Linked DNA regions of Mus musculus: regions 1 and 3 are each linked to region 2. A link is a loop called in an ENCODE intact Hi-C map of the cell type or tissue named here. Cell type or tissue: heart. All regions are shown on one strand.

The links. Peaks named below come from ENCODE experiments on the same cell type or tissue, not always from the same donor. Only the 100,000 strongest peaks of a DNase experiment are listed, where the experiment ranks them.
Region 1: a loop joins it to region 2, with 2.8 times the contacts of the local background. A loop is called at or near these places in 8 of 42 quality-filtered maps.
Region 3: a loop joins it to region 2, with 5 times the contacts of the local background. A loop is called at or near these places in 17 of 42 quality-filtered maps.

Annotation. Positions count from the first base shown.
Region 1 is chr10:80,927,479-80,929,978 of GRCm38, reverse strand. No RefSeq gene overlaps it. Among named protein-coding and RNA genes, the nearest start is that of Gadd45b, 1.4 kb to the left of the region's middle. In heart, CTCF peaks have their summits at 765 (motif pointing left) and 1,310 (motif pointing left); DNase peaks (open chromatin) are centred at 18, 708 and 1,268; H3K4me3 peaks cover 1,367 bases; H3K27ac peaks cover 1,394 bases.
Region 2 is chr10:81,173,738-81,176,237 of GRCm38, reverse strand. No RefSeq gene overlaps it. Among named protein-coding and RNA genes, the nearest start is that of Eef2, 1.6 kb to the left of the region's middle. In heart, a CTCF peak has its summit at 1,034 (motif pointing right); DNase peaks (open chromatin) are centred at 177, 1,037, 1,427 and 1,776; H3K4me3 peaks cover 1,780 bases; H3K27ac peaks cover 2,247 bases.
Region 3 is chr10:81,085,935-81,088,434 of GRCm38, reverse strand. It overlaps Creb3l3 (cAMP responsive element binding protein 3-like 3), which reads left to right. Exons shown (of 10, transcript NM_001382818.1): 7 at 1,850-1,918; 8 at 2,321-2,405. Among named protein-coding and RNA genes, the nearest start is that of Creb3l3, 5.4 kb to the left of the region's middle. In heart, a CTCF peak has its summit at 1,216 (motif pointing left); no DNase peak of the experiment used is centred here.

The sequences.
Region 1 (2,500 bases), 250 kb after region 2:
GGGCCGAGTATCCCGCGCTGAGATTGGCTGGAGATGGAAAGGGCGGAGCTCGGAGCTCCGGCGGCCCCACGTGGGGGTCAGGGCTGGGAGGAGCGTGAACGCCAGCAGCGGCGACAGCTAGAAAAGCCAGAGAGCTCTAGAGAGAGAGCTCTAGAGAGAAAAAAAAAAAAAAAAAAAAAAAAAAAAAAACCACAGAAGTTTCTCTCCTGATTTCCCGGCAGCCGCGCTACGCAGGCCGCGCGCGGGGTTTCCAGCGCGAGAGGCTGGCCTGAACTTTCGGGGAGGGCTGTCTGGAATCCCCTCGCTGTCCCCGGAGAGTCCCTAGCCTTTCCCAAGCTCTGAAAGAAGGGATGTGCATGCGCCAGGAGGCTTACTAAGTGTTCTGCCGGCCTTGTAGAGTTGGAGAGTGTTTAAATAACGTCTAGGGTATACAGTAAACGTTTGGTAAGTTTGAGGACGGTGGGATCCTCTCCCCAAAGTGAGAACTACCAAGGCACCCTAGCATCGCCAGCACGAAGGTGCTTTGAGAACGCTCAGCCCTCTAAGGCCAGGGTCGCGGGAGGAGAGGCACACAGGAAGCTTCCTAGTGGTCGTGGTAGGTGGCTTGGCGGTGCCCCAGGGGTCCTGGCTGCAGAGCACTAAGGGATCGCAGGGGGAGAGATCCGGAACCCTTTCTCCCTCCTCCCGGCACCCCGAGAATTTCACGTGTGCACGGGAGGCGCAGGTGAAGAGCCCTCCAGACGCTCTGCGGAGTGACCCTGCCCCCTGCCGGCTGCCTCACCGTCTATCCTCAGATCGATTCGCCACACTTAACCCCTGAGGGGGAAGCCAAGTGGCAAAACCCGAAGGGTACTGACCCGGGGAGAGGTGACTGAAAGGCAGCCGCTCTTATGTCCCTGGCATTTTTGTAGTGCGTAGCATGAAGCACAAGCCCCTTCTTCCACGCGTGTCATTTATCTTTCCAAGATTTGTCAGGCAAAGGAATTGATATCTGCATTATGCAAAATGGAAACTGAGGCTTCCAAGGGCGTTCCAAGCCACAGCTTGAGGGCTGGTAGTCGACAGCAAGGACACGAGCGAGGCAGATAGACCCGCGTGGGATTCTCCCACGGTGCACGGGGGCTCCCGGTGAATCACCCTGAGTCGCCTCCTCCGCCAGCCTGGGTCCTGGCCTCGGCCGCGCGGCTCGGTTCCCCGGATCCCCGGATCCCCCGATCCCGGGTCTGGTGACGCATCCTGCTTCCTCCGCGCCACCCACCCAGCATGCGAAATGTCCCTGGCGTGAGAGGCGCGGCGGCGACACCTGGTGGCCTCATGAGGTCTCTGCTCACGCAGCTTCCGGAAAGGGAGGGGGAGAGAACACTTGGAATGATTTTTTTTTTTTTTTTTTTTTTGAGACAGATTTCTCTGTATAGCCCTGACTGTCCTGGAACTCACTCTGTAGACCAGGCTGGCCTCGAACTCAAGAGATCCGCCTGCCTCTGCCTCCCTAGTGCTTGCTGGGATTAAAGGCGTGGGCCACCACTGCCCAGCGATTTTTTTTTTATTAATTTTTTTTTCGATGCTGGTGATGAATCCAGGACTTCGTGATGCCTAGCAAGCTCATCACCAATATCTACATACCGCTATAGCCCAACCTGGAATAATCTATACATACAGTATTTTAAATATCAAACATGAAGGGCAAGACATCCTCCACAGGATGGAGGGTTCGAGCTGACTCCTGCGAATTGTCTTCTGATCTCCGTACCTACTCCAAAGTGTACTGTGTCCTCACACACAAATAAGTAAACTTTACTAGATGTGTATTTTAATAGTCTAAATTGGCTGCTGGACTGTAGCAATGGTTCAATGGCAGAGCACGTACTGAGCATGTGTGAGGCGCTGTTTTCCACCCCTGTACCACACGAACCCTATGGTGGTACACATTTGTCATCCCAGCCCTAGGAAGGAAGAGACCGGAAGATCAGTCAGTAGGTCAGGATCATCCAGGGCTATGTAGTGAGTTTGAGACTAGCCTGGGCTAAATGAGACCCTGTTTTAAACCTGGGGGTGGGGCTAGAGAGATGTCTCAGCCTTAAAGAACACTGGTTGTTGCCAGGCAGTGGTGGCACACGCCTTCAATCCCAGCACTTGGGAGGCAGAGGCAGGCGAATTTCTGAGTTCGAGGCCAGCCTGGGCTACAGAGTGAGTTCCAGGACAGCCAGGGCTACACAGAGAAACCCTGTCTCGAAAAACCAAAACGAAACGAAACCAAAACAAGACAAAGCAAAACAAACAGCAGGGGCAGAGAAATGGCTCAGAGATTAAGAGCACTAGCTGCTCTTCCAGAGGAACAGGGTTCAATATGGCAGCTCACAACCATCCGTAACTCCAATTTCAGGGGACCAGACACCCTCACACAGACATGCATACAGGCAAAACACCAATGCACATAGAAAGTCAAAAGGAATGATTAAAACACAACCAAAATCCCAGAGGCCTTACTTCTAGAAAGACA
Region 2 (2,500 bases):
AAGGGACCCTTGAGGCCACAGATTTATTTCTGCAAAACCTTGCTTGTATTTTTATTACACTTTTTCGTTTGTTTGTTTTGGAAACAAGGTCTTTGGATGCAGCCCAGGACCGCACCAAATCATGAAGATCTGCCTTAATCTACTGCGTCAGTGCTCGGACTAAAAGACTGTGCCAACACACCACGCTCTCATGAAACTTTTTTTGTCCGGAGACAGGATCTCGATAGAACAGGCTGGCCCTCAACTGGGTTGGCTGTAGAGGTTGTCCTTGAATTCCTGATCCTCCTGCGGGCAAAAATGCAACAATTATGATAAAACCAAAACAAAAGGCAGACAGTAGTGGTGCACGCCTTTAATCCCAGCATTTAGAAGGCAAAGACAGGAGATCTTTGTTCAAGGCTAACCTGGTCTACAGAGTGAGTTCCATGACAGACAAGGCTAAATCAAGAAACCCTATCTTAAAAACAAACAAAAAGGCGGGGCGTTGGTGGTGCATGCCTTTAATCCCAGCAGAGACAGAGGCAGGCCAATTTCTGAGTTCGAGGCCAGGCTGGTCTACAGAGTGAGTTCCAGGACAGCCAGGGCTACACAGAGAAACCCTGTCTCAAAAAAAAAAAAAAAAAAAAAAAAAAAAAAAAAAAAAACGAAACAAAACAAAAAAACAACAAAAAAGATAGATAGATCAGCACGTGGAGCTAGGCGGGTGGCAGCCAGCTGTCATTCCAGGACTTGGCAGATGGAGGCAGGGTCTGATCTCTGCAGGGAGATCAGGAATTCAAGGCCATCCTTCCTTAACTTACACAGTGAATTCTAATGACATCCTGGGCTACAGGAGACCTTGTTTCAAAAACAAAACATTGCCAAACCTGTCCTTTCTTGGATTTTGTCACTTGTCTCCTAAATTTTTGCACATTTAGACAAGGTTTCATTCAGTAGCCCATAACTCGTAGCCTTGGCTCCAGCCACTATCTGAACAAAGCAAAGAGAAAGTGTGTTTTTCAAGAGAGCCCTCGATGCTGACAGTGCCGCGTGTGTCCAGCAGGAGGCATCGCAGGACCGTGAGCATGGCTGTCCCCGCCTGACCCTGGGTGCGCAGCCTTCTGCACACAATAGATGCTCATTGTTTCTGCGTTCAACTCGTGCAGACGACCCCACCCCACCCCCCGCCCCAGAAACCTTGTTACGAGCTTCCTCCGTTAAAGCGAGGGACACATTTTACCCTTCCAGGCTGGGAGGGACAGGAGGGGAGGTGTCCCAGCCTAAAATAAGTATAAATTAAGCAATGCGGTTTGCGAATCTTGGCTCTAAAGTTAACCGGCATCTGCCTCTACCGCTGAGAGGACGCCGAGGCCAGTGACAAGAATCGTGTCTATTTATTGGCAGGGGCGCAGAGCCACCCAAGGAGTGGCAGTCTCAAGAACTAAGGACCACCTACACCTGGGTACGTGACTGCATTCCAGTCAGGGTTTCCCCGGCCAGCGCATGCGCCCTATGGTCGGGAATTTTGCATCCCGATGGTTGGAAGGATCCATTTTCTTGAAGAGCAGATTGTTCCCTGAAGTGAGTGTCAGAGACTCTTAACAGCTCATTCTAGGGAGAATGGGGTCTTTGCAACCAGACAGGGCAAATGTTATCAGAGATTCAGTCTGCTGGGGCTGGGGCCAGGATATAGAGCATTTTCCTAGCAGAGGAGAAGCCCTGATTTCCACCCCACAGCCACATAAACTAGCGTTGGCAGTGCATGCCTCTTATCCCACCAGCGGGAGACTGGAGGAACAGAAGCACAAGATTATCCTCAGCTACATGAGTTCAAGGCCAGCCTGGGCTACACAGAGAATTTGTTTCAAAGACTAAAGAGGAGGTTGAAAAGCCAGGCAGTGGCAGGCACATGCCTTCAGTCTCAGAAAAATAAATGAATAAATAAAGGGGACTGGGGATGGAGGTGGCTAGACTAGCCTGTTATTCCAAAGTGTTCAGAGATAAACAACTGTGGGAAATTCATAGTCAACCCTGACTTCCCAGAAGGTCTCTCAAACTGAAAACTGAGTTCCCTGGGGGAAAGTGTGTGCTTTGCAAGCCTGACACCCTCAGAGTGACCAAAGCCATGGTGGAAAGACAGCACCACTCCAGGAACTTCTCTAACCCACATGTGTGTGTGTGGGGGGGGGGGGCACAGACATCATGCACACATTAATAATAAAGAAAACATTCATCGAGCTGGACTGAGTTCAGCAAGTACTGACCAAGCAGGCACAGGGGTCTGACTTCCATCTCAAATACTACAGAAACCAGAACAGGATGCAGGTGGAAGCAGGAGCCAAGATCAAGTCAGCCTGGGCTACAGGAGACCCTCGTTCAAAAAAAAAAATCATTTTTGTTTGAGACAGAGTTTGTCTACATAGTACTGGCTGGCCTGAAACTCACTATGTAAACCAGAGTGGCCTCAAATTCACAGAGATCTGCCTGCGTCTAACTTGAAACTTCTGGGATCAAAGGTGCG
Region 3 (2,500 bases), 88 kb after region 2:
GATGTCCCACTAGGAGACACACACATTGTTCAAAGACTGCTAGGGGTGGCTAGGCATCGACTTGTTTGTTTGTGTGTGTGTATACACGTGTATCTGCACTGCCATGCTCCTGTGGAGGCTGGAGGGCAACCTATGGTCACTGGCTTCCTCCTCCTCCTATAGGGGTTCATGGGAGTCAAACTTGGGTCATCCAGGCATGGTGACAGGTGTCTTTGCTGTCTGTGCCCACCGAGCTGTCTCTCAGGCCTTTGGTGGTTTTGAGTCCTGTAGGGAAATGGCACCGAGAAAGGAAAGGTTGTGTGTGACCTGCTCAGCACTGTGGGGTCAGTCCTTGCCTCTGTGACACCTGTGGAAAACGTGAGAGCACCCTCGGGGAGTACTCAGCGCACAGGAGAGGGGGACATGCTTGGCAGGCTCTCTCACCGTCAGCTGCAGAGATGACGGTTAGCAAAGTATGTGCTGTTCAAGCATGTGGACCCGAGGTCAGTTTGAGCATCTGCACACAGAAGGCCAGCATGGTCCTGCCATACCAACACTCCAGAGACTGAGGCATCGTCGGGACCCCTGGGGTTCACTGGTTGGCCAGTGTAGCTTAGTGACTCCAGGATCAGTGAGGGATGCTAGTATCAAAAGAATAAGGCTCACTGGTTACAGGTTCTTGCTGCTCTCTCACAAGGACACAAGTTTGATTCCCAGCGTTGGATGTTCACAGCCCCTGGGATGCCAGTTGCAAGGAATATAACTCCTATTTCTGCTGTGGTCACCTGCATTAATGTGCACATACACAAACATAAACAAAATAGGGCTAGAGAGATGGCTCAGCGGTTAAGAGCACTGGCTGCCCAATTCCCAGCAACCACATGGTGGCTCACAACCATCTGTAATGGGGTCTGATGCCCTCTTCTGGTGTGTCTGAAGAGAGCAATGGTGTACTCATATACATACAATACATAAATAATGGTCGGGCGTGGTGGCGCACGCCTTTAATCCCAGCACTCGGGAGGCAGAGGCAGGTGGATTTTTGAGTTCAAAATACAAAACAAAACAAAAAAAAACCCAATACATAAATAAATCCATATATATACCTGTGCATGGAGCCAGAGAGACAGCTCAGTGGTTACACCACCAGTTGCTTTTGTAGAGGACCTGGGTTGATTTCCCAGCACTCACATAGGTGGCTTACAACTGTTACTCCAGCTTCATGGTATTCAGCGCCACCTTCTGGCCACATGGGTGAAGCATGCACATGGTACTTGTGTATGTGTGCAAGTGCTCTCATACACACACAGGCCAACACCCACACATTCATATAGATAAAAATCTAAACATGGTGGCCTAAACCTTTTTTTTTTTTTTTTTTTTGGTTTTTCGAGTCATGATTTCTCTGTGTAGTCCTGGCTGTCCTGGAACTCACCTTGTAGACCAGGCTGGCCTTGAACTCAGAAATCCGCCTGCCTCTGCCTCCCAAGCGCTGGGATTAAAGGCATGCGCCACCACCCCCGGCTGGCCTAAACCTTTAATCCCAGCACTGGAGAGTCAGAGAAAGAGGATCTCTGTGAGCTCTGAACCAGAAAGGGCATTATAAAGAGAGACACGGTCTCAACAACAACAATAAATATTAACAACAATAACAAAAAAAAGAGGAAGGTGACACTTGGTGTCACCTCCCCTCCTCCACAGGCATGCACACACTCCAGAACACACAAACAACTGTTACAGATGCAGTGTGGCCTCAGGCTGTCCCTTGTCCTTTCTGGATTTGGGGTCCCTGTGTATAAATCAGGAGGCGTCCATGGGGCTGTCAGGTGACAGAAATGTTCTCAGTGTCACTGGGTCCTTGTTCTTACAGGATGTCAGCGTGTACTGCCCAGAACCAGGAGCTGCAGAGGAAGGTTTTGCATTTAGAAAAGCAAAATTTGTGAGTGTGTTGATTGGGGCTGGGGGTGGGGTCTTCCCAAAGAAGAACAAAAAGATGGCCCCGTGCCTGTTAGATGGCAAGTGACTAGACCTCCGTCCACCATAGGGCATTTGGACTCGGGACTTTGATGGGTACTCGAGGGTTGGCTAGAGAGGAACTGGCATATACGAAGTCTGGGCTGAGAGAGGACCAGCTGTAGACATATCGGTGGAAACATCATCCTTAGTACAGAGGGCACAGCCTGTGCAAAGGTCCTGGGGCAGGATCAGAGAAACTGAGGGGCAGAGAGTGTGTCCTAGGGAAGGTGGAGTCTGTACACCATCAAGTCTTGGGATTCCAGAAAGGGCAGGGAAGGAAGATGGGAGACTCCAAGGGCTCAACCTAAATGTGTTTCCCTGCAAGGTCTCTTCTGGAGCAGCTGAAACACCTGCAGGCACTTGTGGTCCAGTCAACCAGCAAGCCAGCCCATGCAGGCACCTGCATAGCGGTGAGTCCTGCCTGCAGCCACTCTTGGGAACCCCAAGACTGGTGGGGTCCTTGGTCTCAGTTGAATGACGTGTGTGTGTGTCTTCAATAGCAGGA